2 separate regions of the Homo sapiens genome follow, and region 1 is linked to region 2. The links are chromatin loops, found by intact Hi-C in ENCODE. Cell type or tissue: K562. All regions are shown on one strand. Each heading gives the region's core, and the rest is flanking DNA. Links, peaks and the distances in the headings are about the cores only.

Evidence for each region. A loop is a pair of places that touch in the nucleus more often than their neighbours do. Peaks named below come from ENCODE experiments on the same cell type or tissue, not always from the same donor. Only the 100,000 strongest peaks of a DNase experiment are listed, where the experiment ranks them.
Region 1: a loop joins it to region 2, with 2.0 times the contacts of the local background. A loop is called at or near these places in 2 of 110 quality-filtered maps.

Annotation. Positions count from the first base shown.
Region 1 is chr6:17,960,005-17,965,137 of GRCh38, forward strand. The region is part of intron 2 of KIF13A (kinesin family member 13A); the gene reads right to left. Among named protein-coding and RNA genes, the nearest start is that of KIF13A, 25 kb to the right of the region's middle. In K562, for the core only: no CTCF peak of the experiment used is centred there; a DNase peak (open chromatin) is centred at 2,617.
Region 2 is chr6:17,843,156-17,848,288 of GRCh38, forward strand. All of the region lies in intron 9 of KIF13A (kinesin family member 13A), which reads right to left. Among named protein-coding and RNA genes, the nearest start is that of NUP153-AS1, 140 kb to the left of the region's middle. In K562, for the core only: a CTCF peak has its summit at 2,544; a DNase peak (open chromatin) is centred at 2,586.

The DNA of each region.
Region 1 (5,133 bases), core at 1,334-3,833, 120 kb after region 2:
AGAGCAAAACTCCACCTCAAAAAAAAAAAAACAACAACAAAAAACAAAACTCTCAGTTCTCACCAATTAACATGTCCTCCCCAAATGGTGGCTAGAAAAAGGTTTATCATGCATTCATTTTGAATGGCATTTGTGATTCCTCAACCCATGGGGAAATTTTAGGAGTTAAAAATCTGCCAACAAGGTAAAATCATAAAAAAAGGTTATGAGTCAAAGGGAAAATCACTCTTTAGTAACTAAAAAAAAGTAAACATTCTTTGAGAGTAGCAAAAAGAGAGCGAGTATAAAAAATAATTTTGGATTTTGCCTTAACTGGAAACACTAATGGACCAGCCTCTGGGCACCAATGTTTGTTGACTAAACTTAACAAATGAATTATAACTAAAAATAACACTGCTAAACTTTAAAACCAAGATGTTTTTGCTAAGCAAACTCTCCCCACAAATAGGTATCTCTTTCTATGTATTAACTATGCATTTATGAATGTGATCAGCCTGGCTAACAAATCAGTGACCATTTTGGGGTAATAACCTTCAATACTATTACCCAAAGAGGGATCCTCTTATATCAGTTATAGTTGGGGTTGGGGTACAGGGCAGCTCCTTCCTTTACCCAGGGGATATATCGAGAGCATCATCTCTCAGGAGGAGGTGAGATTTTTAAGTTGATCCAAAGGGACCATGGGTTTTAAATGTTTCAGAAATATTTTTATATGTCATTCCTCAGAGGTATATTCCCAGCAGAATAAAGGAATGTAAAGAATTGTGGTGTCTATCATATAGTAGTGCAGGAGAAACAGCAAAGTAAAAGTGAAATGAGCTGGGAAGAAGCCCCTACTGACTTCGTCATCAAGGAGTGAATTCACAGTATAACGTATCATTCATTCTTTCATTGTTTTTGAGCACGAATTGAGTACCGAACACTGCACTAGACCCCTTTCAAGATCCACAGTAGGAGAAACTAAGCCTCCTTTCAAGAAGCGTAGCATCTTTCAGTTCAAAAAAGTATTAAACAGCAGATTAACAAGTACATAAAAATATGGTTAAAATTATCTACATAATATTACAGGGGCTTAATGTTAAGCCAAGGGTCAGAGAAAGATTCTTAAAGGAAGACGTATGCTGAAACATCCAAAAGGAACCAATGAATGTGAGTTTGCAGAGAGGAGGCTAAAAGAGCACTTCAAACTGGAGAAAATACGGAAGTGGAAACTGGGATGTGCAGCTTAATGAGATCTGGACTTGGCAAGGAGGTGGACTTCACTAGTGTGGGCTGGTAAGGGGACCTGGAAAGGAGCTGGGATTCCAAAGGTGGAAGGTAGCAACTGATGTGGGATAATAAATAAGTTATTAAGATAGGCAATAAATCATGTCCCAGCATGAAAGGGACCTAAAACCACCCCAAAATTGGCCCAACAAGCACCAAGCATATTGTAAGCCCTTTATATTCTCCCCGAATTAGGTTGGACCATGTAGAGTCAAATTGAACTTTTAATATTTTACCAACTGACTACCATAAATTTGACATTAAACAAAACAGCCCAGTGACTGTATTTATAGTAGAGATGTTATTGAAGATATTGTTCTCTAAATAACACTAAAAGGACAGAAAGATCCTTCACCCAGGGCTTAGTAAATAGAATAGCTATGTTCTTTTTGAGCAACTAGCTTGTTTTCTTCTTATATACAATTGTATAACAGTTATTTTCCTGTTTGCATGGGCTTCTAGGATCCTCCAGCCAAGTAAGATGTCCACCTCCAGCAACGACATAGACTGCAGCGCACACCAGGCGTCTTACCTCTAGTTTCAAATTCTTCTCTTATTCTCACCTAAGCCCTGTGTTCCTCTGTATTCTAGGGTGCTTAGTGTTTGGTTGGCAACATTGTCTATTTTCCACATCTTAAAATTTCAGAATTGGGATACATTTGACAATCAAGGTTTAATAGTTCAACGGGCAATGGTTTTTCTTTTGTGTGGCACCTACATACCAATGTGTCTTATAATTGATGGTATTTTAGGTGCACTGAAAATATGGTAATAGGCTGGGTGTGGTGGTTCATGCCTGTAGTCCCAGCACTTTAGGAGGCCAAGGCGCGTGGATCACGTGAACAACCTGGCCAACATGGTGAAACCCCATCTCTACTAAAAATACAAAAATTAGCTGGGCGTGGTGGGGCGTGCCTGTAATCCCAGCTACTTGGGAGGCTGAGGCAAGAGAACTACTTGAACCCAGGAGGTGGAGGTTGCAGCGAGCTGAGATTGCGCCAGTGCACTCCAGTCTAGATGACAGAGAAAGACTCCGTCTCAAAAAACAAAGAAAAAAAAAACATGGTAATAAATTGAAGAACAGGCTTGAAATGTCCATAAAAGGTCAAGCTTTTGCTGCAAAGGCTGAGGAGAAGAAGCAATAAGTCATAAGGGAGACCGTTAAAAAAGCAGAGCGAGGAGAAAATTTGTGCAGGCAAGTAGCAACGGAGGGAACAGATGACACGGACCACAGAGATGAGCACAGCCAGGAAGAGGCAGCAGCCAGAGAGGCTCCACTTGAAAGAGGGTGGGGCAGGACACAACCATCTGTACCGGCCCTGCCCTCAGGAACAGCTGATGCTGGTGTGGGGGCTGTGTGCAAGTAAGGCTGAGTCTGGACAACATCCACAGGCACCCGGAGGCAGCTCAACCACAGAGTACTTCTGTTATATCTACTCTGGCCAGACAAATTCCTGTGGTCCTCTCTCTCTCTCTCCCTTTCCTCTGAGCTTCCATACATTGGAGGTGTAACACAGCCAATCTACACCTTTCCATTTAATTGGAATCTTCCTCATGCTTGACTCAAATTTTATTTCTCCAATTAGTTCTGGCTTATTAATGACAATGCAATGAATAGAATCAAACTGATGTTATCAGCCAGCCCCAAAGTTTCTTACTCAGATGCATCTGATTCAGCCCGTTAGACTCAGATCTGTCTGTCCCCTCCCCCACTACACTGTAAACTCAAAGTGCATAAAGATAATTGTTTATCCTATATGATTATAATTACATAACCAGCAGGTCTAGTCATCAAATAATTTTGCTTCCCTTTAAATGTTGTGACCAATGGAAGTGAGGTGAGGGAGTAAGAGTGTCATGTGAAAGGCTGGGTGCGGTGGCTCATGCCTGTAATCCCAGCACTTTGGGAGGCCGAGGTGGGCGGATCACCTGAGGTGGGGAGTTCAAGACCAGCCTGGCCAACATGGCGAAGCTCCGTCTCTACTAAAAATACAAAAATTAGCTGGGCATGGTGGCGGGCGCCTGTAGTCCCAGCTACTCGGGAGGCTGACGCAGGAGAATCACTTGAACCTGGGAGGGAGAGGCTGCAGTGAGCTAAGATCGTGCCGTTGCACTCTAGCCTGGGCAACAAGAGCAAAACTCCAACTCAAAAAAAATAAATAAATAAAAATAGAAGAGCATCATGTGAAGTAACATGGATAGATAAGGTCTTACAATATGAAGAAATATATTACCGATGACCACAAAAGGGCCCCAAGAGATTTGAGATTTGTAGGATAGATTTGTTCTATATCTTTCTTTTTTTGAGACAGAGTCTTGCTGTGTCGCCTAGGCTGGAGTGCTGCGCGTGATCGCAGCTTACTGCAACCTCCGCCTCCTGGGTTCCAACGATTCCCCTGCCTCAGGCTCCCAAGTAGCTGGGATTACAGGCACGCGCCACCACGCCCTGCTAATTTTTGCATTTTTAGTAGAGACAGGGTTCCACCATGTTGGCCAAGCTGGTTTCATACTCCTGACCTTGTGATCCGCCCACCTCAGCCTCCCAAAGTGTTGGGATTACGGGCGTGAGCCACCATGCCTGGCCAATATGTTCTATATCTTAATGGTGATAGTGGTTAATCAGGCATATGCAACTGTAAAAACTCAAGAAAGTGTACCCTTAAAATGGGTGCATTTTATCGTAGATAAATTTACACCTCAGCTAGGCACAATGGGTCATGCTTGTAATTCCAGCACTTTGGAAGTCTCAGGCAGGAGGATAGCTTGATTCCAGGAGGTTCGTGGTTACAGTGAGCTATGATGATGCCACTGCACTCCAGTCTGGGTGACAGAGTGAGACCCTGTCTCTGAACACCCACACCCACACACACCCACACCTCTCAATAAGGTTAATTTTAAAGTATATTAGCCAAGAACTAATTATTCAGTTTAGAGTAAATCAGCTCCATCAACTCTCTTCCTTCTCTTACAGCAGCTCATATCGTAGCCATCGCCCTAATTCTTATAAAACAAACACCCTTGAAAAATATAACTGATAATCAGAAAAGCCCAAGTTTCTACTTTTTACAAGCTGTGATCATTCACTGGCCTAAAAGGATGTTGTAATAAATCTTGTCTGTGGTTCTCAAAGGTTGACATCAAGTAATTGTACTTTATTCTCTATTGCCCTCAAATATATATATATATTTAGAAAGCAAAAATTAAAATAAGTACTAAACCCAATCATTGGATAAAATATAAGTAAATCAAATTTATAAAAATCAGTAGAAAAGTCAGTGTTATCTACTTTATAAAAACAGTAGAAAATGTCGGTGAGGAAGAAAGTGTAGGTGGAATCCTATCAAAATAAGCATGCACCAATGCTGCTTTCTCGAAGAGAAAGACAGAAGTTTAAAGAATTTTTTTTTGAAATAACATAGACAATTGGACAAAAATGATACTAGTCTGGCAAATTTTTCATGGGCTTAGGTCAGTAGAGCTTCACAGTTGTTTTGATTTTATCCCAGATAACCCAGGTCAATGTTTTTAGAATTCTGAAAGTTTTGTGGTTTTCTTGTTGTTTTGTTTTTTTGAGACTGAGTCTCGCTCTGTCGCCAGGCTGGAGTGTAGTGGTGTGATCTCGGCCCAATGCAACCTCTGACTCCCTGGTTCAAGCGATTCTCCCGCCTCAGCCTCCCGAGTAGCTGGATTACAAGCGCCTGCCACCACACCCAGCTAATTTTTTTAAATAATATTTTTAGTAGAGATGGGGTTTCACCATGTTGGCCAGGCTAGTCTCAAACTCCTGGCCTCAAGTGATCTGCCCACCTTGGCCTCCCCATAGCGCTGAGATTAAGGCATGAGCCACTGCACCGGGCCAGGATTTTA
Region 2 (5,133 bases), core at 1,284-3,783:
ACTGTGCTTGGTTTATGACTGAAAGCACTCAGTAAATATCTGCAGCGTTAATCTGAATCTAGATTCAGTGAAGACCAAAACATGGACCTCTGTTTAAAAAGGACTAATTCAATGATGGTTTTGGGATACATCGAGTGCTACTTGCTAACAGAACACTGGTTTTCCTGGAAGCAATGTGCTGGGCTAAAAACTCTATTTTCCAAAGTCCTCTCTGCAGCTTCGGGTAGCCATTAAACACAGTTCTGGCCAAGGAGATGTAGGTAAACATTACTGGGTGGGGCTTCCAAGAAAACTGTTGTTCTTCTGATAAAAGAAGGTACAAATTCAGCTGACAGAAGCCTGTGGTTTTTTGCCCTTCCTCCTTTTTCCTTCTTCCAGTTTGTACCACAGATATGGATACGATGTTTGGAATGATAGAGCTATCCTGAGATCATGAAGATGACATGAACACACATTAAAGTTAGTAGAGCTGTGTGCATTTCTGAGGTGCTGTACCAGCCTCTGGACTTCCTGTTAAATGAGAAAAATTAACTCACGTCATTGTCAGTGTAGCTGGTTTCTGTTGCTTAGAGCAGAATGCAATCCCTGGCTTTGAAATAATTAGTTGAGGCTGGGCACAGTGGCTCACGCCTGTAATCCACCACTTTTGGAGGCCGAGGGGGGCACATCACCTGAGGTCAGGAGTTTGAGACCAGCCTGGCCAACATGGTGAAACCCTTCCACTACTAAAAATACAAAAATTAACTGAGCGTGGTGGCGCACGCCTATAATCCCAGCTACTCGGGAGGCTGAGGCAGGAGAATCACTTGAACCCAGGAGATGGAGGTCGCAGTGAGCCGAGATCGTGCCACTGTACTCCAGCCTGGGTGACAGAGTGAGACTCCATCTCAAAAAAAAAAAAAAAGAAAGAAAGAAAGAAAAGAAATAATTAGTTGAAAGATTGATGAAATAAGTGGATTTGAGTTTAGTGTTCTCCCCAATAAGTCCTCACTCTTAACAGTAAAGCAGAAATGGAAAAGAATATGGATGGCAAATTATGAGTAAAGGACAGTACCATCACATGACAGGAGAGCAAAGAAAATGGTAATAGCTACAGTATCAGCCTCATTTCCTTTCAAATTGTTTTCCAGTGGTTAATGCCAATCATTAAACTCAATGTTCATCAACCGTTGTGGTAGAACAATAGAGTACATACTGACATTTCTGAAAATGTTAGTGTATACTTTAAAATGTTACTGTATACTTTATTGTTCTAGGGATCTTAACATATGTTGAACCTAGAATTCTGTCATCAAGTAAGTTTAGGGAACAACAAGCCAAAGTTTTACAGGATTTATTACTGCAGGACGTCTCCGAGCTTTTAGCACTGTGAATCTCCAAAGAAAGGTTTTATAATTATTCTTTCTCAAAATAACTTGTCCAAGGATTTGTTTCTTCTCAAAGCCATTTGAGGAACTAATGTTAGACAAAAATGCTTTAGGAAACCTTGGGTAACCCTATCAAATTCTTCCAACGATGTGGCTACTGTGTCCCAAGGAGCAGAGTTTTGCTGTCCTTGATGGGTCTCTCACATTAAATGCAAAGATGTCTATCCAGGTTTTTAATTCACATGTATGGACTCCGTAATGTACAAGTCATAAATTAAGAAGGACACCCACCCTTGAGTAATGGACAGAAGTAAGCCATTTTATTTTTCTCCCTCAATACAAATTCATGTTTTGTTATTCAGGAAATACCTCTTTAGAGTGGGACTCTAAATGAACCAGAATCATGGAAAGTACTCAAGAAGAAAAAAAGGAAGACTGAGTGTATTAGTCCATTTTCATGCTGCTGATAAAGACACACCCAAGACTGGGTAATTTTTAAAGAAAAAGAGGTTTAATGGACTCACAGTTCCACGTGGCTGGGGAGGCCTCACAATCATGACAGAAGGCAAAAGGCACATCGGTGGCAGGCAAGAGAGAGAATGGGAACCAAGGAAAAGGGATTTCCCCTTATAAAACCATCGGATCTCGTGAGACTTATTCACGACCATGAGAACAGCATGAGGGAAACCGCTCCCATGATTCAATTAACTTCCATTGAGTCCCTCCCACAACACGTGGTAATTATGGAAGCTACAATTCAAGATGAGATTTTGGTGGGACACAGCCATACCATATCACCAAGTCACATGAAATACTAGAAATACCATGCTTACAAGTTACTCTATTATAACAAATTATACTGATACAATCCCAGAAGTAACATATATGAATTTCTATAGAACAAGTGTTCAATAGAACCCACTTTTGGAGATGTTAGCTTATTGATAAGATGTTAGCTTATTAACCACAGGAATTGAAATAGGAATGAGACTGGGAACGATACCCATTAGATAAACATTGTTTGCATTTAGTGACTAGCCATTACTGAATAAAATGGAACCATTTTCAGTGTCTGGGGGTATTAGAGAGTGCTCTATGATCCAAATGTGTTCTCAGCAAAGCTGAAGCAGCCAGACTGCAATTACAAGGAAAAGGCTTCCTCATTCCACCTTCACTAGACAGGTGGAGCAGCAGATTGGCTTTTCAAATGTATTCCCCTGTGAAGATGGTCCACAGATGACCTATACCTCCTAAGCTCTGAACACTCCCTGGCAGTAGGCCACGCAGTGTCTTAATTCTTTAATGAAAGGAGTAACATGTGCTTAAAGGTCTTAAGAGCTTCAGGAGACATGAAGTTCCTAAATCCACAGCCCATTAAGCAGACACTGACGTTTGTGTGAAGTCCCTGACAGGCCTGCTTAAGAGGATTATTAATGCTCCATCCAAAGAAACGTTAAGTGGGAGGACGAGAGAAAGCTTAAGAACATGTCAGAGATTTCTTTAGTTTTGGAACTCAACCTTTTTTTTTTTTTTTTTTTTTTTTCTGAGACAGCCTCCTGAGTAGCTGGGATTACAGGCGCCCACTACCATGCCGGGCTGATTTTTGTATTTTTAGTAAAGACAGGGTTTCACCATGTTGGTTAGCTTGGTCTTAAACTCCTGACTTCAAGCGAGCCACCTGCCTCAGCCTCCCAAAATGCTGGGACTACAGGGGTGAGCCACTGCACCCGGCCAAGGCATACTAAATGTTTGCTGGGATTTTATTTATGTTATTCAACGTCTCTAAGCATCAGTCCTTTCCTCATCTTTAAAAAGAGATAAAAATACATGTTATGAGACTCTCAGAGTGTATGAAAATGCTCTGAAAAGTATAAAGAACTCTTAAAAAGGAAGATCATATCTCATAAACTAGTAAGGAATACACACATCCATTTGTGAAAGAGACAGTATGTAAATAAGACGAGGCCAGAAGCAGTGGCTCACACCTATAACCCTAGCACTTTGGGAGGCCAAGATGGGAAAATTGCTTGAGGCCAAGAGTTTAAGAGCAGTCTGGTCAACATAGCGAGACCCCATTTCTTTAAAAAAAAAAAAAAAAAAAAAGGGAAGGAAGAAAAGAGGTAAGATGTTGAGAGAATTCCATTCAATTCAACCAGTCATTATGAAAAAAGAGCCAGTTACTAAATGATCTAAATCACGTAATCACCAAGCCTTGGGGTAATCCAGTAAGGGACACTACATAAACTCACATCCAAAATTAAGGGGGCACTATTTACATTTACTCTGGGACAAAAGTATCATCTAGATGCTGCCTGGCAAACAGAATGCACAGCCATCCCCACAAGTGTAGCCACAGTGGCTGAGCCTGGGCTCGGAGACCAATTGACGGCAACCATTTCCAAAATCCACACTTAGAACTTGGTGACCTGGGAGACATCATTAAACTTGCTCTGTCTTGGTTTTCTCATCTGTAAAATGGGGATAACGGACCCATGCCTTGATGCTGATGTGACATTGCATATGGAGCATTCAGAATAGTGCCTGGCATTAGCAAGAGCTCAATAAAGTTAGTGGTCATTCCACATCTACGCCAGTCATACACACACACACACTCTAAATTCCAACAAGTCTACAGACTTTCTAGTGTGATCCCACAAGCCCCACCGGCAGGCATGGCCCAGCACTTGCAAATGAATCTCCACGAGGCGTGGCAATCTTTTCTTTGAAACCTGCTCCTTCACACTCCCATTTCTGCCTCCCCATCCTGGTTTCTGAACTCATTTTGGCATGCAGGGCTGCAGTGCCAGTCTGGAATCTTGCAATGCCTTGTCAGGAAATACAGCAAAATCCTTTGTTATCAGAGCAGGAGACAGAATGACTGGATGATTAACTTCCTATAGTAGTGGTCTTTCCCTGTGAGTACGGCTGTGTCCATCTGATAGAGGGGCCACTATTTTACTTCTAATTTTTAAACTTTTGTATATGAAAATAATAATGTGTTAACATCATCTTAAATGCAAGCTGTGCAAACATGTTCCTGAATACATTTCCTCTTGTCACATTCTGTCCTAAACGAAACCCTAAGTTATTACAGCTCAACAGAAAAAGATTACAAGTACACACTAAACTACTTTCTGTTGAACTTGGAATCATGATAATGGTTATCCTGATTATAAAAAACAACAGCTATAACAGTTAATTTTTATTCACTGCATACTAAGTGCTAGGCATTTTTCTAAGCACATTATGGTCATTTTATCCCTAACAAATCGGTGAAGTAGGTACTATTATTATTATTATTTTTTTGAGATGGAGTTTCACTCTTGTTGCCCAGGCTGGAGTACAGTGGCGCGATCTCGGCTCACCGCAACCTCTGTCTCCCGGGTTCAAGAGATTCTTCTGCCTCAGCCTCCCGAGTAGCTGGGATTACAGGCGCCTGCCACCATGCCTGGCTAATTTTTTGCATTTTTAGTACAGAAGGGTTTCATCATATTATCCAGGCTGGTCTCAAATTCCTGACCTCAGGTGATCCACCCACCTCAGCCTCCCAAAGTGCTAGGATTACAGGCGTGAGCCACCGTGCCTGGCTTGCTTTTATTTTTAGTTGACACACAATTGTGCATATTTATGGGGTAAAGTGTGATATTTTGATACATGTATACAATGTATAATGATCAATTTAGGGTAATTAGCATATCCATCACCTCAAACACTTATCATTTTTTTGTGTTGGGAACACTGAAAATCCACTTTCCTAGCTATTTGA